Regions from separate parts of the Homo sapiens genome. Here region 2 is linked to region 1. A link is a loop called in an ENCODE intact Hi-C map of the cell type or tissue named here. Cell type or tissue: IMR-90. All regions are shown on one strand. Each heading gives the region's core, and the rest is flanking DNA. Links, peaks and the distances in the headings are about the cores only.

The links. Hi-C counts contacts between places; a loop is a spot of excess contacts. Peaks named below come from ENCODE experiments on the same cell type or tissue, not always from the same donor. Only the 100,000 strongest peaks of a DNase experiment are listed, where the experiment ranks them.
Region 2: a loop joins it to region 1, with 5 times the contacts of the local background. A loop is called at or near these places in 4 of 110 quality-filtered maps.

The regions. Positions count from the first base shown.
Region 1 is chr12:109,925,850-109,940,765 of GRCh38, forward strand. It overlaps GIT2 (GIT ArfGAP 2), which reads right to left. Exons shown (of 20, transcript NM_057169.5): 17 at 13,316-13,398; 18 at 12,531-12,719; 19 at 8,173-8,236; 20 at 3,955-7,341. The coding sequence ends at 7,129. Among named protein-coding and RNA genes, the nearest start is that of TCHP, 33 kb to the left of the region's middle. RefSeq lists enhancers at 1-102, 103-1,082, 6,779-7,978. In IMR-90, for the core only: a CTCF peak has its summit at 8,374 (motif pointing right); no DNase peak of the experiment used is centred there.
Region 2 is chr12:110,032,850-110,047,765 of GRCh38, forward strand. It overlaps ANKRD13A (ankyrin repeat domain 13A), which reads left to right. Exons shown (of 15, transcript NM_033121.2): 13 at 948-1,108; 14 at 3,412-3,479; 15 at 4,510-6,914. The coding sequence ends at 4,705. C12orf76 (chromosome 12 open reading frame 76) reads right to left here. Exons shown (of 2, transcript NM_001389625.1): 2 at 8,328-9,610. The coding sequence ends at 9,525. Among named protein-coding and RNA genes, the nearest start is that of C12orf76, 8.2 kb to the right of the region's middle. RefSeq lists an enhancer at 9,650-10,163. In IMR-90, for the core only: a CTCF peak has its summit at 3,942; a DNase peak (open chromatin) is centred at 6,382; H3K27ac peaks cover 3,249 bases.

The DNA of each region.
Region 1 (14,916 bases), core at 4,535-12,534:
GAACCAAAGTCTCCCTCTGTCGCCCAGGCTGGAGTGCGGTGGCGCGATCTCAGCTCACTGAAACCTCTGCCTCCCAGGTTCAAGCGATTCTCCTGCCTAAGCCTTGCGAGTAGCTGGGATTACAGGAGCCTGCCACCACACCTGGCTAATTTTTGTATTTTTAGTAGAGACAGGGTTTCACCATGTTGGCCAGGCCGGTCTCAAACTTCTGACCTCAGGTAATCCACCCGCCTGGGCCTCCCAAAGTGCTAGGATTACAGGCATGAGCCACCGCGCCCGGCCCCGACTCCATTGTTGATGGTAGTGGCTGCTGCCATTATGCCAGCTGCAGCAGGGAAGCACAGCTGGGGCTGCACACTCCATGGAGCCACTAGGAGCCTTACCCCTTCTGGGTTGGGATGGGAGCTCTCAGTGCCTCTGCAGCCACCAAAACTGCAGCTGCAGACCCAGGCCTCCCGCTCCAGGAGGGTGGGGCTACTGCCGCCCAAACTGCAGTTGTGGATTTGAGCCTCCTTGTGCTCTTGGGTTCTTGGGGGATCCAGGAAGAGGCAGGATCTGCCCTCCTGGGTACAGCTGCAGCCACTGGACCTATGACTGCAGACCTGAGCCTCCCGCTCCATGAAGCAGGCAGGAGCTGGGGACAATCGGGAACCCTTCCTCTTCTCAGTTGGTGGGGCGGGAGCTCCCGGGTGCAGCTGTGGCTGCCCTCCCAGGTGCAGGACCTGGGTGTCTCTGCAGCCTGCATCCTCGGGTGCCCCAGAAAGGACCCCCCAGTCTCTGCAGGCTCAGGGGTGTCTGTTCCCACTGCCTGGCCTCTCTCAGCTCCCAGCACCCTCTCCCATCTCAGAGCAGGGTTGGGGCCAAGCCCTGGGGCCATGAATGGCAGCAGGAGGCAGACAGTCCTGGGTGGGAGTGGGCAGGGTCCCCAGTAAGGCCTCACCTACAGGCCAGGGGGGGCCTGAAGGCTGGGGGCCAGGCTGCCAGTCCTGCAGACCTGAGTGGGGACTTGTGGTACCTCTTACGGGCCTGCCCATGGCCACCCATGGACCAGTCGGCAGGCACTTCCTCCCCCTGTGGTCCATAAAAGCCCTGGGCTCAGCCAGAGCAGACCAGAGGATGGAGAGGGCGGAGAGATGATGACGGGACAACCAGCTGCAGAGAGGAGTGCTCTCTCTGATGACAGCTGCAGATGATGGGACGACTCCTCTACTACTGCAGAGAGGAGTAGTACCCTTTCCCCTGAGAGCTGCAGAGACAACCTGCTGGCAGAGAGGAGCTACCCTCTCTACTGAGAGCTTCAGAGACCTGCAGAGACGTCCGAATGACTTGCCTGTGGAGAGGAGCCACCCTCTCCAGGGCCTCCTCTCTGCTGACAGCTGAACACTTGACGGGACGACCTGCCTACAGAGAGGAGCTGTTCTAACACTAAATAAAAATCTTTGGCCAGGCATGGTGGCTCACGCCTGTAATCCCAGCACTTTGGGAGGCTGAGGTGGGTAGATCACGAGGTCAGGAGATCGAGACCAGCCTGACCAACATGGTGAAACCCCGTCTCTACTAAAAACACAAAAATTAGCTGGGCATGGTGGCACGTGCCTGTAATCCCAGCTACTCAGGAGGCTGAGGCAGGAGAATCGCTTGAACCCAGGAGGTGGAGGTTGCAGTGAGCCGAGATTGCACCGCTGCACTCCAGCCTGGGCAACAGAGCAAGACTCTGTCTAAAAAAAAAAAAAAAAAAAGAAAAAAAAAGTCTTCACCCTCCACTTGTCTGCGTACCTCATTCTTCCAGGATGCAGGACAACAAGAACTCAGGCAAAGGCACTGGCCAGATATTTCCAGCCAGAAAAATCGACACCCCAGAGATCCTGTAACATTGTGACTCCGCCGGAGGCTGGGAAGCGCACCCTGGTGGTGAAGAGGAGTAAGGAGCATGACAGCAACTGACACACTCTCTCCTTGGATGTGAGGCTCGGCCTCCTGGGCTGTAAACATCCTTATCTGAAAAATGGGAAGAAACCACTCACTTCATCTGGCTGTAGTGAGGATGAAATGAATGAACATGTGTCAAGAACTCAGCACAGGCCAGGCGTGGTGGCTCACGCCTGTAATCCTAGCACTTTGGGAGGCCGAGGCAGACAGATCATGAAGTCAGGAGTTGGAGACCAGCCTGGCCAACATAGTGAAACCCCGTCTCTACTAAAAAAAATACAAAAAAATTAGCTGGGCATGGTGGCACGCACCTGTAGTTCCAGCTACTCGGGAGACTGAGGCAGGAGAATTGCTTGAACCCGGGAGGTAGAGGTTGTGGTGAGCTGAGATCACGCTGCTACGGTCCAGCCTGTCTCAAAAAAGAAAAAAAAAAAGAACTCAGCACAGTGCCTGGCACAGAGGAAATGTCAGCTAAAATTATAATGATGACTTCACATGACTCTCCTACACTAAAACATGTTTAAAAGCAGAAGCCAAGGAGCTGTGTGGTGGGAAAGGCCTGGAAACGGTCTACAGCAGAGCTTCGCAGAGTGTGGTCCCTGGAACCTGTTAGAAGTGCCTACTCCTGGGCCCCACCCCAGAGCTGCTGAACCAGACTGTGGGGGCCCGGCATGGTGAGCCTGCCAGGGTTCCAGGAGGTCTGCTGCTGGCTCTTTTGAGCCTCCTTGCCTGAGGAGGTTGCTCTGGGTGTGAGCTGTGTGAGACACTGGTCCTAAGCCTGCACAGACGTCCCCCTGAACAAGCAGGATCACAGCGAGGACGTGGCATCTTTCTGACTTCTCACTTGGAAAAGTACCCGTGGTGCTCAGGCCCTACCCCACCCTTCTTCCATTTGGGAGTAGAGTCCCAAGTCACCTAACCAGAGGACAATCACTGGTGACCATGGGCAGCCCTGATGAACCCCCATGCAAATCTATACCAGCTCCCCCTAGGAACCTGCACAGGTGGCCTTTCTCTGAAAATAAAATAAGACCAGTGGTTTTAAGACACTGAGCTCATTCCAGGACCCCATCACCTGTTAGGAAGAAGGGAGGGCATCTGTGCTGGGCTGGCTTTCGCTGCATTAAAAAAATTAAACGTAGGGGCCAGGCACAGTGGCTCACGTCTGTAATCCCAGCAGTTTGGGAGGCCGAGGCGGGTGGATCACTTGAGGCCAGGAGTTCGCACCAGCCTGGGTAACATGGTGAAACCCCATATCTAAAAATACAAAAAATTAGCCAGGGGTGGTGGTGCATGCCTGTAATCCCAGCTACTTGGGAGGCTGAGGCACGAGAATCGCTTGAACCCAGGAGATGGAGGTTGCAGTGAGCTGAGATCACACCACTGCACTCCAGCCTGGGTGACAGAGTGAGATCCTCTCTCCAAAAGAAAAAAACATTAAACTTAGGGAATAAATATATTATGATAAGATGCATGGAACTAGTATCTTGATGCAGCGTTCAAAGAAAGCTATTTGCTCTGGGTGCCGTGGCTCACACCTGTAATCCCAGCACTTTGGGAGGCCGATGCGGGCAGATCACCTCAGGTTGGGAGTTCAAGACCAGCCTGAGCAACATGGTGAAACCCTGTCTCTACTAAAAATACAAAATTAACCGGGTGGGGTGGTGCATGCCTGTAATCCCAGCTACTTCTGAGGCTGAGGTAGGAGAATCACTTGAACCCGGGAGGCGGAGGTTGCGGTGAGCCGAGATCACGTCGAGCCGAGATCGCGTCATTGCACTCCAGCCCGGGCAACAAGAGTGAAACTCCATCTCAAAAAAAACAAAAAAACAAAACAAAACAAAACCTATTTGCTAAGCACAGAGGAAGAAAAAGATAGTCATTACTGTAAAACTGCAGAGCCCCAAAGCATATGAAACACTGCATCTCACTAATGATGGCGTTTTGGGAGAACTTCCTCAGACCTTTTACAGAGTATCTGGAAACATCAACTAATTGATGGGGAGCACAGCATTACCACAAAAACACTTGTAGAGCCTGTTTATTGCATAACTAGCAGGCACAAATTCCAAAACGATTTTACAACACTTAAAGGGCACAATAATTACAGGAATAGAATGTACAATAAAAAGTACAGAATAATGAGTGACAGGGATCAAACACGTTGGAATAAAAGGCATCTCAGTTTTCCTATGCAGCATTTTCTTTTCTAGGAACACGTTACCTTCAACCAGGACAAGGAAAGAAAGAAAACTATACTATTGGAAAGCTCATGGGTGCCATTGAGGACAAAAACAGGCGAGTTTTGCTCTTGGTTCTGCAACTGAATCACTTGAGAAGCCGTGCACAGCTCCCGAGTTGTGCGTTTAGAATTCTGATTACATGAAATGCTGTGTTTGATCTTTGGGCCCAATTCACTGTTCTTTGGCAAATAAGAACTATTTGCATTCCAAGGCAGATGACGATTTCTGTGAAAGGAGCTTAGAGGTACAGCTGTTTCCTTCTGTTCAGTCAAGTGCCAGTTTCATAAAGTGCACCTCTGCCCTATCAGCTTTGGGGGAAGGGTGGCATATGGGGAGGAAGGGATCATTGAGAATACAGGGTGAAAAAGAACGACGTTACTGAAGGTAGACATTGCTAGTGCAAGGTACGGAATCCATGTGCAAAAGGTGGCTGGAACAAATGTTCAGATAAGGTGCGATTTGCCAACAGGAGCAGAGAACTCTGACACCAGATCTCAGATGAGGCCAAGGAAATGCGCGGGGCACATACAGAGAGGACGACCTGCAGCCCTCCAATGGCCACGTCATTCCACCGGGGAACTTGTTTGGAGTTTTGGCACCGTGGGCTAACCGAGCACTCTTCTGACATATTCTTACAACTGGAAATGCTTTGTTGGTCCCCATGTTCCTTGACTTTCTCTAGGGCCATAAAGGCAACATCTTCTATTGCAGGTCCTCAAACATTCCAAGGAAAACACTGCTTCACCTCCTGCAGACAGCTCATTTCCCAGAAGCCTCTACAGAAGCCCGTCCTCCCTGGGACAGCAGGGGCAGGGGTTTGCAAGATAAAGGAGGGTCAGCTAAGGACATGAAGCCTGCAGAAAAGGCTATCAGATGGCGCCTGAACTTAAGGTGGGAGGCCCCCTTCTAGAAGGCATCCCGGGAGCATCCAACAGCAATGTGGCACTTAGGGCTGTGGGACAAACAAGTGGAAGAGTCTTTTGGAGACGTGGACCCTTTTCCCATGCTACTCACAGTGAAGCAAAATGCGACAAAAGCATCCACACACGGTGACTTAGTAAAGCAAGCACCGTCGGGGTGCTACTTTCATGACAGCATATGGTCAAGCTATAAAGGTGTGCATCGATCAGTCCTGTGAAAATAGAAGCTTAGTTATTAGCATGTATTGAGGCAACTTGTACTTTGATTCTTGTGTCTTCTTCACATGTGTGAATGACTGCTATGGGACAGAACATATGGTTAAAAACAGGAGCGACAGCAACATAACACACAGGGTTGGCCGGCTCCATTACGGGTAAGACTCAGAGGCTGCTCCAGGTGTGTCCGGGGAAGCCAGGCCCTCACACTGCACAGCTTACAGGGCCCTGGGGTGGGGGCTGTGAGCTGGCAGCCTAGAGGACACAGCTCACCTGCACATGGTCTCTGAAAGTGTTCAAATTGGTTGCCAACATTTATAAATGGAGAGATGGCACCAAAAAACATCTAGGTTTCTTGTCTCTTGAAAAATCAAAGCTGTGGCCACCCTAGGCCCACTTTTCCACATGGCAACAGGCGTGGAGCTGGGGGCTACTGCCCCTACTGTGTAGGCGGTGGGCTCCCCATAGTCTCCTCTGCCCTGCTGCCGTGTACCTGGCTCCCTTCACTCATCCACATCACCGGCCCTAGGCCAGGGTCTGAACCACACACACAGAATGGCTGCAGTAAGCAGGAACGGGAAGAGCTTTCACATTCAGAACAAGAAGGGGCTTTTGAGTAACTAAAAAACAATCTGAGCATGTTCCAGCACTTCAACCTTACTCTTTCAGAGCTTTGGGGTAGCAGGCAGCCAGCTAGAGCACACTCTCTAAGGAACTCTTGAAAGTTGATGTCTAATTTTTAAGTACTCATGAGGTGATGGAGGAGAAACTAACTCAGATGACTGCGATACGATACATCTTTCCTTATAAGAAGTCCTTAAAGATGATGAAAAATGTGAAGCAACTCATGTGAGAAAGCTGTAAGTGGTCAGAGAAGCAAGCTGACTTTTGGATGAAGGGTACAACACAGTGTCAGGGAGTAGGTGATTTCTTTTCCCTATAGTTCATGGTAGTGATACCTAAATGGGTGGCACAAAATGAGTTCTGGCTTGTTAGACTGATGCTTCTCTTTGCTGCAGGTTTTGAACAAACTGTCTGGCTTACAGGGGTGAGGGAGAGCACCTGACAATGGGTGGTGATGTGCGTGGAGCTCCTACCCTGAACATGGCTTCATGAGATGTCCTGTGGTGGGTCAATGCTTTATCTCATTCCATGGAGCCTTCAAGATGACAAGAAAACATCAAGAGATAGGAGCTTGAGATAACAACATTAAATAACAGAACATGTAACAGGGTAAAACACTGAGAAGAAATGAACCAATTCATTGTTTCCTCCCAAGAGAGACTGTGACACTAGTTTTAAAAAGCGGCAAAGTCCTTTCTCTACATACATGCTTGGAGATACCCCAAACTTAGAGATTATGAAGTAGGCCAGGAAATTCACTTATTGCACGATGCTTGGCAGGGAACAAATGACGCTGATTTTTTCTTTTTTAACTGAACTCTCTCAAGAAAATGTTTTATGAAAAATTTCATTTATAGTTTCAGCCATAGGCAGGGAGTTTTAAGGGATGGAAAAGTTTTCACAAACTTTAGACAATGAAACTATACTTTTGGATGTATGTGATCAACTCAACAGTTGTTGACAACACAACCGAACATCAGAAACTAAACCAGCAAATAGGCACAAAATAAGGCAAGTGGGTTAAATAGTTGAAAATTGGTTAGAAAACATGCAAAAATAATACTGAGTTTTCTTTTAAAAAGTTTTAAACCGTCATTAAATGTTTCTTTTTGTAGAAATCTGAAGAGTTCTGCGTCTGAATTTGAAATTGGACTTTATAAAGCCTAGAAAACAGAGGAGGCGGTGCCCTGCCCTTGTCAGTTGTTGTTCTCTTTGGTGGTGATGGTAACCAGCTGCTTGGCAGCCTTGGCGATGTCGTACGCACACTGGATGACCTGCTGCGTGACCAGCTGAACGTCTGTGGGTGAGCCGGGGTCCCCTGGGAGGGTCTTCTTGCACTCTGACTGCAGTCGGTAGGCACTGGACGTCAGTAAACGAAGGGAAGTCCTCACCATATCAGACTTGGGTTTCTAAAAGGAAAAAGACAGCCGTTTACCCTGAACTGCAGGGCAGACATCCAAAAGCAGGGGACAAACATTCTTCTAAAGCAAACCAAGCTGCTCCCCAGAGTGAAAGGCGGTTTGGTCCTGCCCTTTCTCAAAGGGGTGCTTCACACACTCCAAGCTTTGCAGCCCACAGCGTAAGAGATGCTGAAATATTCTGATTCAAAGGTCAAAGTGCATGCAGGGTAATTTTAGTAGTATGTGGTATTTTGAAGTAGTTTTTGAAAAATATTAATCCATGTGGGTAAAATATTCCAGAAAATCCTATAAATTTTAAAATGTGCCTTTTAGCACGACTTGTATATCCTTGTCTTATTAAATCAACATTCATGCAGAACAAAAATATTTCAAAGCTCTATACGACTGCATATTTTATTTTATTTTACTTTTTTTTGAGACTTGAGTTTCACTCTTGTTGCCCAGGCTGGAGCGCAATGGCACGATCTTGACTCACTGCAACCTCCGCCTCCTGGGTTCAAGCGATTCTCCTGCTTCAGCCTCCTGAGTAGCTGGGATTACAGGCATGCACCACCACGCCTGACTAATTTTGTATTTTTAGTAGAGACAGGGTCTCTCCATGTTGGTCAGGCTGGCCTCGAACTCCCGACCTCAGGTGATCTGCCTGTCTCGGCCTCCCAAAGTGCTGGGGTTACAGGCGTGAGCCACCACACCCGGCCTCGACTGCATATTTTAAAACTGCATGTGCTACAAAAAAGCTAATGTAATATATAGGTCATAAAGAAATTTCTTGCTGTTCATTTAAAAGGATTTAAACCAAGTGAGTAGGAAGTGACTTACTTTGGGGAATAATGCTGCCATTTCTGTAACAGCTACGTGTATCCTCTCTGAGCAGGGAATATAACTGCAAGAATATTGAAGAAGTTATTCAATGACAGTAAAAATGATTCGGAGGCAAAGAGGACTCAAGTGCTAGAACAGATTCTGTTTACATTCCCTTCATGAAGGGGCTAGGGCTGCAGTCAGCCGTGCATCCCACACCACCAGAGGGCACATGGTTATAAAGCAGGACTCTCATTGCTTCCTAAAAGTTCAATCTGATGAAAAGTCTCCAGGTATGAAATATGGCAACATACACTCTTGGTCAGGTGAGGCCACACAACAGTACAGAAACATAATTCACCCCTCCTCACGTCAGTCATTTACTTCTCATGTGTTTCATCGTCCCAATTTCTAGAAAGAGAAAGGATTTCCATGCAAAAGGCCACAGAAGTGAAAAATAAAGGACTGAAAAAATTCCTTAAAATTAGAATTGGAGTCTCTCAAGTAGCTGGAACTTCAGGCATGCACCGCCATGCCTGGCTGATTTTTAAATATTTTTTTGTAGAGGAGTCCCACTATGTCGCCCAGCCTTGTGTTGAACTCCTGGATTCAAGTGAATCTCTTGCCTCAGCCTCCAAAGTGCTGGGGTTACAGGTGTGAGCCACGGTGTCCAGCCCTTTCCCCATTTTTTAAACCATGAAGTTGGCTTCTGAATAGATTGTCATAAGCAACTTATGCACTTCACCTTTGTAACAAGTCTAGTTTCAAAACTATTATAATTAAAACTGTCGGCCGGGCGCAGTGGCTCACGCCTGTAATCCCAGCACTTTGGGAGGCCAAAGCGGGCGGATCACCTGAGGTCAGGAGTTTGAGACCAGCCTGAACGACATGGTGAAATCCCGTCTCTACTAAAAATACAAAAAAATTAGCTGGGCATTGTGGCGCATGCCTGTAATCCCAGCTACTCAGGAGGCTGAAGCAGGAGAATCGCTTGAACCCGGGAGGCAGAGGTTGCAGTGAGCCAAGATTGTGCCACTGCACTCCAGCCTAGGGGATAAAAGCGAGATTCCGTCTAAAAAAAAAAAAAGACTGCCTACATTTTAAATTAAACCATTACATTTCAAGAAAATGGTTTATAGTATCCAAAAATGCCTTCATTGGAAATCCTGACTTCTACCTTTGTGAGCAATTAGAATCACAAACCATTTAATAACAAAAATTCCAACATATATGGAGTTATTTAACTTGTAAATATGAAGGGGCAACAACCTATCTGGTCACACAGATTTCAGAAAGAGAAAAAAGCAATGTCCACAGCCGTCACATGTATCATGCATACTAATAAACTGTGTGTCTGTTAATATCACAGTGACTGAGAACCACACTGAAGTTTTTTTTTTGAGATGGAGTCTCGCTCTGTCGCTCAGGCTGGAGTGCAGTGGTGCAATCTCGGCTCACTGCAACCTCCGCCTCCTGGCTTCTCCGCCTCCCGGCTTCAAGCAATTCTCCTGCCTCAGCCTCTCGAGTAGCTGGGATTACAGGTTTGCACCACCACACCCGGCTAATTTTTGTATTTTTAGTAGAGATGGGGTTTCACCATGTTGGTCAGGCTGGTCTTGAACTCCTGACTGATCCACCCGCCTTGGCCTCCCAAAGTGTTGGGATTACAGGCGTGAGCCACCGCGCCCAGCCAGTGAAGAGTTTTATATTTTGTTGTTTATGGTTTCATTTTTGAGAAATACGATTCACCCTTTCCTCCTGCTACACAGAGAAGGAATCTTTCCTAAGGCCATCTCTCAAAAGCTCACTCATTATGAACTATTTGGGGAAGTCCTCCACACGATAGAAAAGCGAGCACACCCGGATTAATGAGGAAGCCCTCCTCCTCTAACAGGAGTCCATATTCACAACTTCACATTGGTATCTTTCCTCAAAAAGGTTTTCGTGCATAATATGTCATAATCCCTGAATTGTATGTGTGCCTGTGTGAGGGCAGGAGTGAGGCTGGAGGCCCAGGAGACAAGACCAGACTTCAGGAAGGTCAGGGGCTGGGGTTGCTTACATGGATCAAGAGGAGAAAACAAGAGAAAAAGGCATGGGTTTAATTCGTACAATTCAAGATGATAAATAAAAGCATCTTGAATTTTAATATAGGATTGAACAATTTATGAAATATAAATTCTCTAGACCAATTATGGTTTTAAACCAAAAGAATGAGCTAATGATTAAAATCTCTGCATCATTCTCTCATGGTCTTAAAAAAAAAAAAAAGGAAATCAGATCATTATATGTGTTGTTGAATGGATTTGTAAATTTTAAACAAAGAAAGAAAAAAAAAAGAAATTTCCCAAATTGTACCAAGCACCATATTGCATCTTTGAAGTAGAAATGGCCTCAGGGCAGATATTTGTATTTTTGACAAAGACAGCAATATAAGGCAAGCACATTTTAGTTTGAAATACAAGCACAGCACTTCTGAACTAGAGGAAATGAAAAGCGAAGCACATTGACAAATGGGGTCACGGTGCTCGGGAAGAAAGTGTTATTGAATCATGATTACATTAAACGCTGTCAAAAACTTTGGCCAAGCACGGTGGCTCACGCCTGTAATCTCAGCACTTTGAGAGGCTGAGGCGGGTAGATCACTTGAGATCAGGAGTTCGAGACCAGCCTGGCCAACATGGTGAAACTCTGTCTCTACTAAAAATACAAAAAAATTAGCTGGGCATGGTGGCATGCACCTGTAATCCCAGCTACTTGGGAAGCTGAGGCAGGAGGATCGCTTGAGCCAAGGAGGCGGAAGTTGCAGTGAGCAAGATCGTGCCACTGCTCTCCAGCCTGGGTGACAGAGCAAGACTCTGTCTCAAAAAAAAAAAAAAAAGCTCTGTACTTTGGAAAGCCATGGGACACTTTGCTTTCTGTAATCAAATATGAAGTCACTCACTGCCAAGACTATGGTCCTGAGCAAAGTGAGTGTGCTTGTAACCCGTGGGGTCCCAAAGGCATGGTATGAAGAGAATGCCTGGGAAAGGAGGGAGGAGGAAGCCAAATAATTAGACAGTTTTTATCGAAGGAGGCTTAAAAGTTATGCATGTTTCTCTTTTTCTCTGAGGAGCTTCCAGCAGTCCCTCCAGAAGACTAACTCTTATCTTTCAATAAACATGGATTATTCCCTTCTTTCCTAGTGGGAAATAAGGACACTGGGAGATGTGTGAGCCATATAAAAAAGGGTACAGAAAAGGGAGGTTGGCCCAGTAGTGCCAGGACTACAAAAGGGAATACAAAGGCCCAGATGCATGTTTGTGTGGAAGAAGAAAACAGAGAGAAGAGTAAACAGCACAGCATCCCTTGAATACTTTTTGCTCGTGCAAGGCGTGAAGAAAGTTCTTCACTGAAGTCCTAAACTTTGCTGACCTAATGAAAAGAATGAGATTTTTCTTGGGTTTGACTGAACTCTGCTGGTTTAGCTAATGTTTTATGAGTGTCTACATCCTGCCAACCATGGGAAGCTAGGATGTTACCCCAAGCAGTTCGCAACTCACCGGAAGTTCTCAGAGAATTCACTCTCAAAGAACAAAAGGCTAAGTTGGAGCAAGAGCCAGTCCCTTCCTCAGGGTAAGAATTAACCACAGGACGTGCTTCTAGTCAGAGTAAACAGCCTCCCCTCTCAAGTGCAGAGATGGACTTGGGTGATGATGAGATCAACTTTATTTATTTTGAGACAGTTTCGCTATTGTTGCCCAGGCTGGAGTGCAGTGGCATGATCTTGGCTCGCTGCAACCTCCGCCTCCAGGGTTCCAGAAATTCTCCTGCCTCAGCCTTCTGAATAGCTGGGACTACAGGCACATGCCACCATGCTCAGCTAATTTTTGTGTTTTTCATAGACACAGGGTTTCACCATATTGGTCAGACTGGTCTCGAACTCCTGACCTCAGGTGATCCACCTGCTTCGGCCTCCCAAAGTGCCGGGATTACAGGTGTGAGCCACTGTGCCCAGCCCAGGATACCTTTTGTGTCAGCGGCCTTGTCCTTAGCCAGGCCAGGGTATAGCCATGGCCAGAAGCGAGGTGTAAGGTAGCCCCTGTCCCCCTCCTAGAACTAGCATTGTCACCACCCTAACTATGCCGCAATCCTGTTTCTAGAGGCATTTATTTTCGGAGCTTCGTAACAAGATGAAAAAAAAGAAAATACCATGTAAATCAAACAAGACAAAGCAAACCAAAACTGACATTGTTCTTAAGCCTGTTATGTAGACTTGTTTTCAATGACCTTGAAGTCAGCATGCTGGGAATAGCTGCCATTAGGAACATGGGCATCATCCCTTTCTGGGCGCATAACTCATGCTCTCCCAAAGCAGGGTCTTCAATCCTGCTTACCTGTCATGTTTATTTTCTTGGGCTGCTCTTAAGAGCTCCTGTATGTTTTTGGTGATCTGTTCAGTCTTCCTGATGACATCTTCGGTGCTAGGGAGAGTGGGGCTTGGGGCCACATGGGGTTCTGCTGTGTCTGGTACCAAGCCATCCCCTGGCCACACCATACTTCTTTGCCGTCCCTTTCGGCTTGACCTGTGAACATTAAAGATGCAGTTAAATACAGCAGGTGCTTATCAGCTGCCCCTCTGCTTCTAGGAGCCACTTTGTATGCACTGGCTAAATGCATGAGCAGGCTGGTCTCGTCATTTCCTTTATCCTGTCTAGCAGGAGACTCATGGTAAGGCTCTAAAATCGGCTATTTCACTCTACCATAGGGCTGGAAGTGTTGACTCTCACAGGAAGGGTGAAGGAGGGGAAAAGGGAGGGAAATACCTGGAGCGGGGAGGGTGTTTGTTTATAAAGCCATCCTCAGGTGGGCCAACTCCTTGGGTACAAATGCAGAATGTAACCTAATGTTGTCTTCATGATGAAGTGGGGTAATGACTTTAAACACACTACAGACAGCTAGAGACACATAACATGCTGGTACAAAGAAAAAGGCCTTTCGGCAACAATGTGAGATGACAAGACATGTAAACTACGAGCGTATGCTTGAATACTTTAAGACTTTATGAGTCTGAAAATAGAGAAAAGGGGTGTGTGTGGTGAACTGCTTCTGCTGGCCCAGGCCTGCCAGGTCTCTGGCCCTGGGGAGCCCCTCCCCTGGCACGCTCGTCCTGTGCATGTACCCCATGCCATCTGGCTCCATGTCGTTGGGAGTGTTGTCGTAGTCACTCTCAGGTGTGCTGTTCTGCTTCTCCAGCCTGGATGCCTACAAGAAAGAAGAGGGACCCTCATGAGTTTGTAACATGAGACTCTTCTCAGGAGTCTTCCCCAGGAATTGTTACCTGTTAGGCTACTGGCCTTCACATCCCAAATCTCATTTGGGACAGGGGACAACTCTCTAGTGAAAATTTAGTAAAAGATGAATATTGGATCCAGAAATGGCCTCTTTCCTTCTTTGCACCATTTTCTTCTTAGCTCAGTGGCCACTTCCTAATCAGATCCTTAGTACAAACTAACAGACATGCAAGGCAACATATCCTCATTTAGTTCTCAAATTTATAACATAATGAGATGCAGTTAAAATACAGGCAGGGTGTGGTGGCTCACACCTGTAATCCCTGTATTTTGGGAGGCTGAGGCAGGACGATTGCTTAAGGCTAGGAGTTTGAGACCAGCCTGGGCAACATTTAAAAAATAAATAAAATAAATAAATAAATAAATAAATAAATAAATAAATAAATAAATAAATCAGCCAGGCATGGTAGCATGAACCTGTAGTCCCAGCTCCTCAGGAGGCTGAGGGAGGACTGCTTGAGCCCAGGAGTTCAAGGTTGCATTGAGCCATGGTCGCACCACTGTACTCCAGCCTGGGAAACAGAGTAAGATAAGACCCTGTCTCAGAAACAAACAAACAAAAAAACATGCCAGCACTTATATGACCACAGACCTTCAGCACTGGAAGCCACCTTCAGATTATCTCATTGAGCCCCATATGAGAAAATGAAGGGCCAAAAAAGCTGGGTGGCCCACCAAAGGCCACAAAGTCTGCAGAAAAACAGGACCAAGCACCAGGTCTCCTGCCTCCTGCTACCTCCAATATTTCATGCCTGGGCTCAAATCTACCCCTTAAAATGTAAAGATTTGGTGCAACTGTGGTGATCAAAAATGGGATACAGATTCAAAAGAGGAATCCTAAAAATGTTTTGAACAAATGGCAGCACTGCTAAACACACGATCTTCTAGGGTGACGAAATTTGAAGGGGACTTTATTCCTTCGAAGGGGACTATGTTCTGAGTATTTCATGAACATTATTTTCCCTATTTATTTCACCCATAATGCTTGAGAACTTCTCTGGAACAGAGATCAGTGGAGGCTAATTTAAAACCTAAACCACTTACCTTATAAAATATAAGTGTGAGCTATTTCTAGCTTTACTCCTTGAATTTCATCCAAGTTAATCAAAACATGGGACTAAGGAGTTTTATTGATGCTGCAATAAAATGTGGCTAAGGACACAGATGTAAACTAAGAGCTTTGTTTAAACATATGGAAACCCTGTAGCTTCATCCAAAAGAGTGGCTACTTTTGAGTAAGTTGGTTTAAGAAGGTCTACATGGCCAGGTGCGGTGGCTCACACCCATAATCCCAGCATGTTGGGAGGCAGAGGTGGGCAGATCACTTGAGGTCAGGAATTTGAGGCCAGCCTAGGCAACATGGTGAAACGTCATCGCTACTAAAAGTACAAAAATTAGCTGGGTGTGGTAGTGCACACCTGCAGTTCAG
Region 2 (14,916 bases), core at 1,454-9,453, 100 kb after region 1:
ATTCCGCATGATTCCATTTATGTCGAGTTCACAAACAGGCTAATACAAACTATTAGGATGATATACATGTGGCAAGCTCCAGAGAAGAGCTAGGCAGTGTAAACAACTATTCTGAATTATGTATTTACCTCTGGAGAGGAAGAAGGGAATATTGTTAACAAGGGATGTGCCCGCAGTATGGTATTGATAGTGTTTTTTTCTTTTTCTTTTTTTTTTTTTTTTTTGAGACAGTCTTACTCTGTCACCCAGGCTGGAGTGCAGTGGTGCGATCTTGGCTCACTGCAAGCTCCGCCTCCCGGGTTCATGCCATTCTCCTGCCTCAGCCTCCCGAGTAGCTGGGACTACAGGTGCCCGCCACCACGCCCGGCTAATTTTTTTTTTTTTTTGTATTTTTAGTAGAGACGGGGTTTCACCATGTTAGCCAAGATGGTCTCGATCTCCTGACCTTGTGATCTGCCTGCCTCAGCCTCCCAAAGTGCTGGGACTACAGGCGTGAGCCACCGCGCCCGGCAGTTATTGATAGTGTTCTGTGTCTTAGGCTAGGTGAAGGGCACACAGGCATTTGTTTAATTATTATCATTTTTAAGTGTTCAGATATTTTATATATACTTTTATATATTTACCATATATCTTCCTGCAAAAGGAAGAAACACATTGGTGTGACTGTGCGTATATGTTTAGGGGGAGAAATCTGCGCTTTTCATTTTATAGTCTTGTGTATTTTTTTATGACTGTGTTCGTTGTTTCCACTAAAATCAAGGAAAAAGAAAAAAGCTGTATTCTGTCACTTTTTTCTGTCATGCTTCCTCAGAATCTCTCATATAATAGTAAGCCTTGATTGTTATAATTTTGAGCCTTTCTTTTTTTTCTAATGTACAACATTTTTGCAAAAAGTTGGAGTGGAAATGTAATGAACTCAGACACTGGACGGTTGCCTTTTGTTTCAGCTTCCCACATCACAAACTTTGAGGTTGATCAATCTGTGTTTGAAATTCCCGAATCTTACTATGTTCAAGACAATGGCAGAAATGTGCATTTGCAAGATGAAGATTACGAGATAATGCAGTTTGCCATCCAGCAAAGTCTGCTGGAGTCCAGCAGGAGCCAGGTGTGTTTATCAGAATACTCTAATGGCAGGGCGTGGGAGGTCTTACCCTCTGGGTTAGCCTCAGTGTTTGGCTAATCTGAAAGATTTATTCTAAATATCAAGTTTGACACATTCATGGTATTTGCATAGGTTATACTTTGTGCATCTGGTCTTCTTACAAAAGCTTGTTATGTAAGAGACCATCTACATAATCCCAGTCAGCACCATTCACAAGATGTCTTCAGGCAGACTTTCCTTTTCCTCATATTCACGCACATAGCTTGTAATTCTGTACTTTTTGAGATGTGCTTCATCATTTTCTAGCACTGAAGCAGTATCATATTTTTCCTGAAGGATTACCTGTGTGTCAGTAGTCTCGGATGAAGGTAGTGAAGTGGATTTGAATCCCACTTCCTCCACAAAGGGTACCATCTCCCTAAACTCTCTCTGGGTCTCTAGTGAAACAGAAAATGAAGGACAGGACAGACCTGTGTAAGCAGTAGGCTTTGTGTGTGTGTGTGTGACTCTATGTTGCCCAAGTCGGAGTGCAGTGGCTGTTCCCCGGCATGATCATATTGCACCCTCAAACTCCTGGGTTCAAGAGATCCTCCCACCTCAGCCTCCCAAGTAGCTGGGACTAAAGTCATGCACCACTGTGCCCAGTAGAACAGTTGCCTTTTATTGTCATATCTGGTTCTCCCTCCATGCCTCACCTACCTGGGACAGTCCAAGGCTTGAGGTCCTCCTCCCCTAACATCAACTCCTTCCATCTCCTTCCTTCTGTGCCTCCTGGCTCTACTAGGGTAGGGTCTGGTCTGCCTCCAGCACCCTCTGGTGTGTCCTGGGTTCCTGCAGTCCATTTATTTGTTAATTGGCTTTTTCTTCCATTCTTCATTCAGATATTTGCAGAGTACCTTCTTTGTGCCAGGCTCTGTGCCAGGTGCTGGGAATTCTCTGGGAAGCAGCCCCTGCCCTCACAGGGCTGCTGCTTTGAGAACAGTGCTCACACTCCAGCGTCCTCACTGGTTCAAGCTTATAGCTTTCTGGTTCTATTCCTGAGTCTTAGTGCTTGTGTAATGTGAGTCTACCTCCTCCACTTCCCCCTGCCACCACCATGGCCCCATTCCCAGACCCATTCAGTTTTCCGAGCCAGACCCCAAAGCAAGCATGTTCCCTTTGGGAGGCATCCTGGGAGAAGACCCCTGCACATCACCATCAGCCTGGTATGCTTTTCCTTTCCCTATGTAAGTGAGCTTAGCTCCCCCCGCCAGCTCCCAAGTAGCTTCATAAACCTTGTTGACCATAAGTTTTAACAAGGGAAGTAGCCAAAGTCAAAGACTACCAGTATTGAATTGTGTCTTCTAATCTTGCCCTAGAAGAATTACTGGCTGGGTGCAGTGGCTCATGCCTATAATCCCAGCACTTTGGGAAGCCAAGATGGGAGGACTGATTGAGCCCAGGAGTCTGAGACCAGCCTGGGCAACATAGTGAGATCCTATATCTACCAAATTTTTTTTTTTTTTTAATTTTTGAGGCAGAGTCTCACTCTTTTGCTCAGGCTGCAGTGCAGGGGCACAATATTGGCTCACTGCAGCCTCTGCCTCCCAGGTTCAAGTGATTCTCATGCCTCACCCTCCCGAGTAGCTGGGATTACAGGTGCGCACCACCAGACCCAGCTAGTTTTTGTGTTTTTAGTAGAGACGGGGTTTTACCATGTTGTCCAGGCTGATCCCAAACTCCAGACCTCAAGTGATCCACCAGCCTTGCCCTCCCAAAGTGCTGGGATTAGAGGTGTGAGCCACCATGCCTAGCCTCTACCAAAAAATTTTAAAAGCCAAGTATGGTGGTGTGCACCTGTATTCCCAACTAGTCAGGAGGCTTAGGTGGGAGGATTTCTTGTGCCCTGGGGTCAAGGCTGCAGTGAGCTACGATCACATCACTACCCTTGAGCCTGGACAACAGAGTGCGACCCTGTCTCTAAAAAAACAAAAACCTGCTTTGGTCACTTGAACTTTGCCCAAGGTCAGCTGTGTTTTTGCTTTTCGTTGTGTATATCTTCCACGTGGGTTAGCTGTATTTAAGAGACTGATTTTGTACAAAGGATGAGAAGGTTGTGGCTGTGAGTTAGGCTGTGGCATGTTACTACCTCCCACTTAGGTGTTGTTTTTGAGGTAACCCAAGTCCCTGTTAGCTTTTCACACAGCACTATTGATAATGGTCATGGAAAGACTTTTAATTTGGTTCTTGCTGCCATCGTTTCCTTACCAGAATGGCACCAATTTCTCCTAAGACGTATTCATGTCTATCACATTTGTCTTTGCCAGGAACTTTCAGGACCAGCTTCGAATGGAGGGATCAGCCAGACAAACACCTATGACGCCCAGTATGAGAGGTGATTGACTGACGTGACTCTGGAATAAACCAGGGTGAACACAGGCCTGGACACAGGCGAGCAGACGCGTGGCACTGTGCATTTGGTCCTCAGGCAGATGTACGGTGCCACAAACTGGCAGGAAAGACTAGAAAAAGTAGGCCAGGAGCGGTGGCTCACGCCTATAATCCCAGCATTTTGGGAGGCCGAGGCAGGCGGATCACGAGGTCAGAAGATTGAGACCATCCTGGCTAACACGGTGAAACCCTGTCTCTCCTAAAAAAAATACAAAAAATTAGCCGGGCATGGTGCCAGGCACCTGTAGTCTCAGCTACTCGGGAGGCTGAGGCAGGAGAATGGCAAACCCAGGAGGCGGAGCTTGCAGTGAGCCGAGATCGCGCCACTGCACTCCAGCCTGGGCGATAGAGCGAGACTCCGTCTCAAAAAAAAAAAAGACTAAAGTGTTGGCTCTCTTGCTTCCTCTTGTGGCAGTTACTTATAATAACTCTAGACTCTTGATAGCAAGTTTCCAGGAATGGGTGATAGAATTGCTGACTGGTTCACAGGTCAGTGCCATTGGGGGAAACGTACTGAGTCAGTTTTTTCTGATTGGTTTGATCTTCTATGAATGATGTATGATCACAGGGCCTAGATGTCCTCAGTGGGAAGTTTATATAATTGTAAAGATAAGGAAGTTTGGAGGAACAGCTCCAGAGATTACGGGAAAAACCGCGAGGATTCATTTTACGAAGACTTATACTTAAGGTGTCTATGAGAGCCTGTTGATGAAGAACCTGAGTTTTGCTTTAAAACAGATCCAAGTTCAATTCCCAGCCCTATCACTTACTGGTTGGGTGGTCTTGGGCAAGATTGTGGGGTTTCTCACCCGTATACAACACCTACACCGCCAGTTATGTGGGATTAATTGGCATCATGCATATTAAATGCCTGGCACAGTGTGCCCTTGGTAAGCGGTTAAGAAATGTAGTTACTGCTGCCACCATGATGATGATAGTAGTGACTCTCCCTTTTTATCTGTTTTCCAACCCAGGGCCATCCAGGAGAGCCTCCTCACCAGCACAGAAGGCCTGTGCCCCAGCGCCCTGAGCGAGACAAGCCGTTTTGATAATGACTTGCAGCTAGCCATGGAGCTCTCTGCCAAAGAGCTGGAGGAATGGGAGCTCCGGCTCCAGGAGGAAGAGGCTGAGCTCCAGCAAGTCTTACAGCTGTCACTCACTGACAAATAGACCTTTCAGCCTGTGAGCCTCTGCACAAAGCAGAGGCTGTGGGCTGTCACAGATGCTGTGTCAACCAGGGCCCTAGGGCTAAGGGCCTGCACCTTGCGTGCATGCAGCAGGCAACAACTGCCCCTTCTTTATGCAGAGGTGCAGAACCAGGGACTCCTGGGCCCATCCAGGCTGCTCCCTGGGGTGGAGAAGGGACCAGGGATTGCAGGCCCCATCTCCAGGCTAAGGGGAGGAGAGCATCATCACTTTCCATTAGCTGTATTGGCTTGCAGGTCACATTTTTACTACCAGCTTTAGACAAAACCCCAATCCCCGCAGGTTTGTAGATAAATTTTTATCAAGGAGTGATAACAAGACAAGTTATTGCAGAGTCAGGGTGCTTTTATATATAAGAGCAGCAGCCGCCTTTGTAAAGTGTGATCTATGAGAATTGGAGACACTTCTTTACTGTTCACCAAAGAAATGGGTAATCTGTGCTGATCTCCTTATTTTTACCTTTTTACAGGGTTTCTAGGACATTGTCATTATTCTTCCTCCATCTATCTGATTCCATTCCTTCCACACCCAGCTAAAGTTAGAGGAGATACATATAGAATCTATTTTAGATTATTGTTAACTATTTGCATCAAATTAAGATACACAAATGGCCATGGATGTTGCCTTAGCCTTAAACATTACTAATAGTTTCACATCACCTCACTGCACGCATCGAAGGATCTGATTTGAATTTGTAAAGGCAATTCTTTTGAGAGCAGGATTCTCCAGGCTAAATCAAAGGCAGCTAATCCTGTCCCTGAAGGAGCAGCTAGGGGAACCTGAGGCTTGTTCTTGAAGTGGGCAAGCTGGCCAAAATATTGGAACACACAGAACCAAACCAGGTGTGTTCTACACCTGCATGAGTGAAGGATTTCCACGTAGACACCTAGGAAGAGCCCGCATGCCCTAGACTCACTCCAGAGGAAGGATTGATTTGCAACCAGAAAGGGAGCTGAAAACCACGGAGCTCCATGGCTCTTCATTCAAAAGGGAAAATAATGATTCCACGTTGCTTTTTAGAGTTCAAATCAACATCTTTCTGGATAAATCTATTTTTTAACAATCTTTTTATTATTTGTAAAAGATATAAAAACAACTCCCATCAGTAGCAATACAAGGTTATACATTTTAACCAGATTTTCTCAGGCCTTTTTTGGATACCTTTAGTAGTTAACTCTCTTTTGTCAAACCCTCTTGTATATAACCATCGCACAACATACAGAACCCTGGGGAATACAGCCAAGGGCACTGCTCACTGTGGCCCGTGTATTCATTCCCACAGGCTGCACTGAAATAACCTGGTAAACAACACCCTCCTCCATTTTGCGTCTATTTCTTCTATTGTGCTTCTTTGGGGATAGGAAGAGAAACATAACTACTGTTCCAGGTAACGTCTGTATCATACAGTTAGTGTTGCCAGTGAAACGTTCCCAGATACAAAGAATTGTGCTTTTAATTCCATTTCACAATCTGTTTTGTTTTTTTTTTTTGTCATTGTCTGACCAAAATTCCTTCTGCACATGAGGCCAGTATAGGCAACGTCACATTTGTTTGTTTCAAATATGCAGTGTGGTATTTTGTTTACTTTGCATTTACCGTGAGCAAAGATACTTCTTGGAATGGCTGCAGTGAGGCCGTGTCATTGGCTCACAAAAGTGACTCATAGGTAATTTCTGTGTTTGCATTCCACTGCTCTGCTCCCTAAGGTCCTTGACTTTCTCCCCAGGAATTCACTTAAAAAGGGACTGAGCATTGTGTCAACCTGTTGCAGTGTTTTTCATATATGTGTTCACTCTAAAAATGCAAATAAAGACTGCTTCCTTAGAGGGTGCTCATACAAAATTCCAGTCTTTGAGTCTTTTTCCTTTTCAGTTTTTTCTAGTCACTGGATGTACCCACACTTCCTGTTACGTATGTCAGTAGAACATTAGAATGCCTCACTTCGCTCAGTTCATCACTGCAAAGGTGGCATGCTCCTCCCAGCCTTCCTGCCCAGGTTAACAAGCCCCATGCTGCTTGTTTCAAATGGCAACTAAAAGCAAGCCAGTGTTGGGCTGTTCTGACACCTCTGTGGTCCTCCTGGAGGGGAACTGGCTCTTGTGGGGTAAGGGAAGCCCAGCCAACATCAAAGCTCTGCATCAATGCTATCCCTTGAAGCCAACTGCTTTGTGAGGCTGTTCCTAGAAGTCCAGATGATAAGGCTTCCAAACTCTTCCTATATCTAAATAAGCGGGTATTAAAAACAACAAAGGCAGTGGCCAGTAGAAATGTATGGGTTCCAGAAATGAGGCTGTATTTCTGGGAAGATGTAAAGGAGCTGCTTTGCTTTTAGGGGAAAGTAGATATCAATACTTTGAAGCCACAAGGACACTATGAAGAAAACCATTACTCTTTCAGGTCAAGAGGTGCAATGACTATGGATTATTTAAAAACTGAAAAGCTAAGCTTGAGTGGCCCAATATCAGCAGGAAGTGGTTTTTTTTTTTTGTTTGTTTGTTTTCCTGAGACGGAGTTTTGCTCTTGTTGCCCAGGCTGGAGTGCAATGGCGCGATCTTGGCTCACTGCAACCTCTGCCTCCCGGGTTCAAACGATTCTCCTGCCTCAGCCTCCCGAGTAGCTGGGATTACAGGCGTGTGCCACCATGCCTGGCTTATTTTTGTATTTTTAGTAGAGACGGGGTTTCACCATGTTGGCCAGGCTGGTCTCGAACTCCTGACCTCAGGTGATCCACCCGCCTCGGCCTCCCAAAGTGCTGAGACTACAGGCATGAGCCACCGCACTCGGCCAGAAACTTTAATTGAGCAACTTCTGCACGTTAGACACTGCTAGGAACTAAGTTCCTAAGGCACTCTGCTCTATAAACAAGCTTGTCACACTACATAAACGTGGCATGTCAAGGGATTGAAAGTCTGCTCTAAATAATGACAGGAAAGGGAAACTGCCATAACTGCCAGCTTGGTCGCAGTCTCCTGCTGACCACAAATGACATCAAGGAAGATGAACTGGATGTGGAGATTTCAAGTGATTCAGTGGTACAGTGAGTGATGAAGTTCAAAGTACCACCTAGGCCTCTGTTTAGAAATATGTGTAGGTTTAAGCCTGAGGTCCAGGTGGAAAAAAATACAACATGCTGATATGACTCCACAGTCACTAAATCATAGGCAGCACTAGGAGACTTTTATCTCAACTTTAGGCCAGGCGCAGTGGCTCACGCCTGTAATCCCAGCACTTTGGGAGGCCAAGGCAGGTGGATCACCTGAGGTCAGGAGTTTGAGACCAGCCTGGCCAACATGGTGAAACCCCATCTCTACTAAAAATACAAAAAAATTAGCCAGGCATGGTGGCTCATGCCTGTAATCCTGGCTACTCTGGAGGCTGAGGCAGGAGAATCGCTTGAACCCGGGAGGTGGAGGTTGCAGTGAGCCAACAATGCACCATTGCACTCTAGCCTGGGCAACAGGAACCAAACTCCGTCTCAAAAAAAGAAATTTCACTTCACAGAGCTTCTTTAAGTGATTAGATCAAATTCAGACACACACCTGCATTTCAAACACTTGGGAAATAACTGGTGGAGTAAAACAATATATAGGATTTTACTTTAGTTTTAATTGACGTTTTGCTCAAAAGCAAAGAACTGAACATTTCAATGGTTCAATGTTACAAGATTACAAACAAAATCCTTACACAGTTACAGTATCCTACTTCGGTTACTTCACATTAAATGCAGGTTGTTAAAATCAGTGCTGTGCTTGAACACAAGATAAGCATTTCAATTTAATAACAAAATTAAATCTAGCACCTTGAAATAAATATTGACGACAGCTTTATAAGTATGAAAGTATCATTTCAATAGGAGGAAAAAATCCAGTTCACCAACAGTGGAAACTAATAGCAGCATTTTCAAAGCTGAGATGAAATTTGTGTAAACACACACTGGCCCGCACAGTGGACATGCACTTCTGTTGGCTGGGCCCTCCCCACCCAGGGATGAACAGAGTGCCCACTGAGCCTTTTACATTCCAAATCTGGAAAGCTGCCTCAAGTTTCAGACCGTGGGCTAGAAAGACTCAAATGCAGGGCAAGGGAGATCAATGTGTTTAAGCAGGATGGGGTCCTTTTTGTAACAGGCCAACCTAGTAACATTTCCAGTCCAACTTCAGAGCATTCCAGGCCAAAGGTGCATATAGTAACAGGTCTACCTGATGTGACCCTGACTTCAGGGGGAGCACCTGAGTGCAGGGCAGGATGCAGGTGAGGAACGAGGGCCCAAGATCCCCACAGCTGACACCACTTTGCAACCAGCGCATTCTAGGCTAACTCAGGTGAGATTAAAAAAAAAAATCTGTGATTCTTAACCCACTGTAACCAAATGGTTCTTAAATAGGGAATGTCTGCATGGTAAGTCTCCTTCTTAATAACATTTTCAAGCATTAATGATGAGTTCTTTACAGTGTGGTTCTTACAGGCACTCACAAGGTTACCATGTTTTCTTTCTCATGAACACTCCATCTTTACACTGACCTTTGGAGCTTTCAGGTCTTACTTTTAACAAGTACAGTCAGAAACACTGAGAAGCGGACTCAGGGGCCAATTATTTGCGCTACAGTGTTAGGAAAAAATAATGTCTAGTACATGTTTTCTTCTAATTCATTTAGCATTTACCAACTGTCCAGACCAAAGGTCATTTCCAAGTAGGAAAGTTTTGGTTCCAACTTCTCCACTGGCCTGTGTGCAACACAACTTATCCTATTCCCAAATACTCATTGAAGAACTTGTCTGGCTGTCACCGACGCCGAATGGGCTTGTAGACACAAAATGCCATAAGGATGACAGTCACCAGCAGGATGCTGAAAATGGTTCCCATCAACACTGCAAAGGGAAAACAGGTTACTTCCTAATGGCAGCTCCAGGTTAGGCAATTCATCCACTCACTGCCAATGATTTATCAAATGCCACTTGCTGCCAGGCACTATGTCAAGTGCTGTGCAAACAGCTGTAAACAGATCCTCTCTCCAGTTGTCTCTAAATATAGTTGGGGGAGAAACAAACAGATGAGAGCATTTCACATAGCTTGATATACCGTGAAAAAAAAAAACAGTAACATGCTAGGGATGGAGACAGGGTGGGCAGCAAGAAGGGGGGACAGTCAGGAAGCATCCGAGGAGGAGACTCACAAACTAAGACAGGCCGAGTGTGGTGGCTCGTGTCTGTAATCTCAGCACTTTGGGAGGCCTAGGTGGGTGGATCACTTGAGGTCAGGAGTTCGAGACTAGCCTGGCCAACATGGTGAAACCCCGTCTCTACTAAAAATACAAAAATTGGCCAGGTGTGGTGGCATCCGCCAGCTACTCAGGAGGCTACTCCTGAGCTACTCAGCTACTCAGGAGGCTGAGGCAGGAGAATCGCTTGAACCCGAGAGGCGGAGGTTACAGTGAGCCGAGATTGCGCCACTAAGCGACAGAATGAAACTCCACCTCAAAAAAAAAAACAACAACAAAAAACTGAGACCTTACGAGTGAGGCTCTGCAGGGAGCATGCTGCAGGCCCACAGATCAGCTAAGGAAGGGCCTTGAGGCCAGTATAAGCCCAATACACTCAGTGAACAGAAGGGAGGCAACCAGGCAAGGAGTGCAGGAAGAGAGGCAGGAAATCAGGCCAGAAAGGAAGGCTGGGGCTGGTCTGTGCAAGGCCTTGGAGACCATGAAGAAAACACGGATTTTAAGTTTAAAGAGAAGCCACTAGGGGGCTGTAGGCAAAGGAATGACATCATCTGATTTAGTCGGAAAAAAAAAAAAAGATTCCTCTGGCTTTTGTGTGGAGAATTGTTTGACTATAGGGGAGCAAGAGAGCAGGATGCCCAACTATGCCTTTAAAGCCATTAATAAAAACCTGGAGATTCAATAAAGTATTTCAGTCTCAAGATGAGTCTTGACAGGGCCTTTTGAGCAAAGAAGCAACTAACTCACAAATCTGCTATGTTTGGCTGGGTGCGGTGGCTCATGCCTGTAATCCCAGCACTTTGGGAGGCCGAGGCAGGCGGATCACGAGGTCAGGAGTTCGAGACCAGCCTGGCCAATATAGTGAAACCATGTCTCTACTAAAAATACAAAAAAAATTAGCCAGGTGTGGTGGTGTGTGCCTGTAGTCCCAACTACTCAGGAGGCTGAGGCAGGAGAATTGCTTGAACCCAGGAGGCAGAGGTTGCAGTGAGCCAAGCTTATACCACTGCACTCCAGCCTGGGCAATAGAGGGAGACTCTGTCTCAAAAAAAAACAAAAACAAAAAAAAAAATGTTACGTTTTTAAGACTAAATTTCACATCTGAAATTTTCAAGGTGCTCAGGTGAGAAATGGGAACTACAACTGATTACTCAAGTTGAGCCCTGGTGATACAGGATAAGGACCTGGGCTTTAAACTACTACATAACAAAAAAAAAAAAATAAAGAAAAAAAAAAACTAGCGTAACCAGCAACCTGTCAGAGGTTTCTTCAACAGCAGCAGTGATACGCAATCTTGTTTCTGTAACTATCTCAGCGATCTTGGGAAGCATTCAAAACAAGCAAATGTACACTGATGTGTGTCTGTAGGGATGTGGGCCCATCCCAGGTTCCAGCTAGGGCCTAACCATGGTTGTTCTTCAGTCTCATTACTGTTCCTTTGAAAAACCAAGATTTAGCCAGGCAAGGGGGCTCATGCCTATAATCCCAGCACTTTGGGAGGCCAAGGCAGGCAGATCACGAGGTCAGGAGTTTGAGACCAGCCTGGCCAACATGGTGAAACCCCATCTCTACTAAAAATACAAAAATTAGCCGGACATGGTGGCGGGCACCTGTAATCCCAGCTACTCAGGGGGCTGAGGCAGGAGAATCGCTTGAACCCCAGACGCGGAGGTTGCAGCGAGCCGAGATCGCACCATTGCACTCCAGCCTGGGCGACAGGGACTCTGTCAAAAAAAAGAAAACAAAACAAAAGAAAAACCAAGATTTGACCATAGTTTTATTTAAATCAGTAACTTTGTAGTATCTGTGACCCCCCCACCCCACACACACCCTCCACGCTTAAACCGGTTATTATTTTAAAACCGACTATACAGAAAAATCAGGCCAGGTGCAGTGGCTCACGCCTGTAATCCCAGCACTTTGGGAGGCCAAGGCAAGCAGATCACCTGAAGTCGGGAGTTCGAGACCAGCCTGACCAACATGGAGAAACCCTGTCTCTATTGAAAATACAAAATTAGCTGGGCGTGATGGTGCATGCCTGTAATCCCAGCTACTTGGGAGGCTGAGGCAGGAGAATTTCTTGAACCCGGGAGGCGGAGGTTGCGGTGAGCCAAGATCACGCCACTGCACTCCAGCCTGGGCAACAAGAGCGAAACTCCGTCTCAAAATAAAAAAAAAGAAAAGAAAAGAAAATTCATCTTTTTTTGGTGAGTGAGGGGGAAGAAGGAAGGAGAAGGTGACAAAGACAGCATGTCATAACTCCAAAGGCCAGAAGTAATTTTAAGATCTTTGTCAAACAAAATCTCCAACCTACGTGAACTAAATGTCATGTCTTAAAATAGCCCTTGTTAACTGAATACCTGCCCTAATTTTCAAAAGTCCTGAATTCTGAGTTTCTATGGTTTGGACTACAATTGGACTTAAAGTTGTCTTATTCCATTTAAGAACATTTTCTTGCATCTCGCATTTTGGAAGAACTCCAAAAAAAATTTAAAACTCTCGGCTGTGCGCAGCGGCTCAAGCCTGTAATCCCAGTGAGAGGCCAAGGCGGGCGGATCACAAGATCAGGAGATCGAGACCACTCTGGCTAACGTGGTGAAACCCCGTCTCTACTAAATATACAAAAATTAGCTGGGCATGGTGGCGGGCACCTGTAATCCCAGCTACTCGGGAGGCTGAGGCAGGAGAATCACCTGAACCAGGGAGTCGGGGGTTGCAGTGAGCCAAGATCGCGCCACTGCACTGGCCTGGCAACAGAGCGAGACTCCATCTCAAAAAAATAAAAAATAAAAAACTTAAAACTCCCAAAGCAGGAATGCAGAAGATTGGAATTGGGGAATGGAAATCTACCTTTAAAAAATAAAAAAGGCCAGGCGCAGCGGCTCACACCTGTAATGCCAGCACTTTGGGAGGCCGAGATGGGCAGATCACTTGAGATCAAGACTTCGAGACAAGCCTGGCCAACATGGAGAAACCCCCTCTGTACTAAAATTACAAACATTAGCCGGGCACGGTGGTGGGTGCCTGTAATCCCAGCTACTTGGGAGGCTTAGGCAAGAGAATCACTTGAACCTGGGCGGTGGAGGTTGCAGTGAACCAAGATCATGCCATTGCACTCCAGATTGGGCAACAGAGTGAGACTCCATATAAAAAATAATAATAAAAATAAAGTTTAAAAAGGAGCTTAAAACCATGAGTTGTTAGGTACACAATGGCCATGCATTTGGGGCCTGATCAATTCTCCCAGTCGTCATCTTTTCACTTCTCCCTACACTTTGCATGCAGTGACAGTTGCCTGAATTGCAGGCCCAGGCAGAACCTTAAAAGAATGTTTTAGGGCGGGCGTGGTGGCTCACACCTGTAATCCCAGCACTTTGGGAGGCCACAGTGGGCAGTTCATGAGGTCAAGAGATCGAGACCATCCTGGCCAACATGGTGAAACCCCATCTCTACTAAAAATACAAAAATTACCTGGGCGTGGTGGCACACGCCTGTGGTCCCAGCTACTCAAGAGGCTGAGGCAGGATAATTGCTCGAACCCAGGAGGCGGAGGCTGCAGTGAGCTGAGACCGCACCACTGCACTCCAGCCTTGGCAACAAGAGCAAAACTCCATCTCAAAAAAATAAATAAATACCAACTGTACGGAACTGTCTAGGACAGCATTTCTCAAACTATCTATGGCAAAGGAGTAGTTTTTATAATTTCTAGTCTGTCCCAGACCACTACATAGCCCTACTGTGCATGACTAATAACCAGTTCCCTTCATCTGCAAAGCATTCCAGTTCAGAGACACCTAGAACTGGTCTCTAAGTGCTTGGATGTTGCAACAATGTCAAACTGTTAAGTTTCTAAACACTCTCAATTTCTGTAGTCATCTCTTTGCAGATAACATAGTTTGCAGACTCACACTGGTCTGCAGACTACCCTTTGAGTAGTACTGTTCCACAGCAGTGGGTATCCAATGGGGATTTGGCGTACCGTGGACATTTGGCAATGTCTGGAGAGATTTTGACTATCTTGATTAGGAGTAGGGGGTGCTACTGGTATCTAAAGGCTGGGGATGCCACCAAACTTCTTACAGTGTTTATCATAGCCCCCCCACTGCCCCTCGCCCCCTGAAATCATTTATCCAACATGTCGTAATATCCAGGTTGAGAAACCCTGTTCTGAAGGATCGAGTGGGATAATGTGTGGAAACTATTTAGTAGAGTGCTAGGTACACAGTAAGTCGTCAACACATGGCAAACACTGAGTTCATGTAGAGTCAAGATAATCCAAAATGATACTAATAGCCACTTTGTAGATATACAGATGTACCAAGGAGATACAGTGGGAAGGGAAGACTTTGGCGAGGGGCAGATTTATTGTGAAGTTTGCCAAGCTTTAAGTTCCAGAACTCCTTCCAAAGCCAAAGCCATGCACACACACATATTTACGCAGCGTGTGTGTGTGTTGAAGATATCCTCCCACAACTTATGTTTCAAGCCCCCAAACAGGTTCTAGTATTGGCCTCATCATTTCCTAGCTATGTAACTTTGGGCAAATAACTTCACTTCTCTGAGTTTCATTTTCCTTATCTGAAAAATAGAGCTGCAACATCAGGTGCGGTGGCTCACACTTGTAATCCCAACACTTTGGGAGGCCGAGGCAGGAGGATTGCTTGAGCCCAAGAGTTCGAGACCCCCACCTCTACAAAAAGTAAACAACAACAACAACAAAATGAGCCAGGTGTGGTGGTGCACGCCTGTAGTCCCAGCTACTCGCCCGGGATGCTGAGGTGGCAGGATCACTTAAACCCAGGAGGCCGAGGCTGCAGTGAGCCAAGATCGTGCCACAGCACTCCAGCCTGGGTGACAGAGGAGACACTATTGTAAAAGAAAAAAAAAGGGCTGCAAACCGTACGTTTCTCATTAAGTTATTGTAAGGCTCAAATGAATTCGCGTATACAAAGTGCG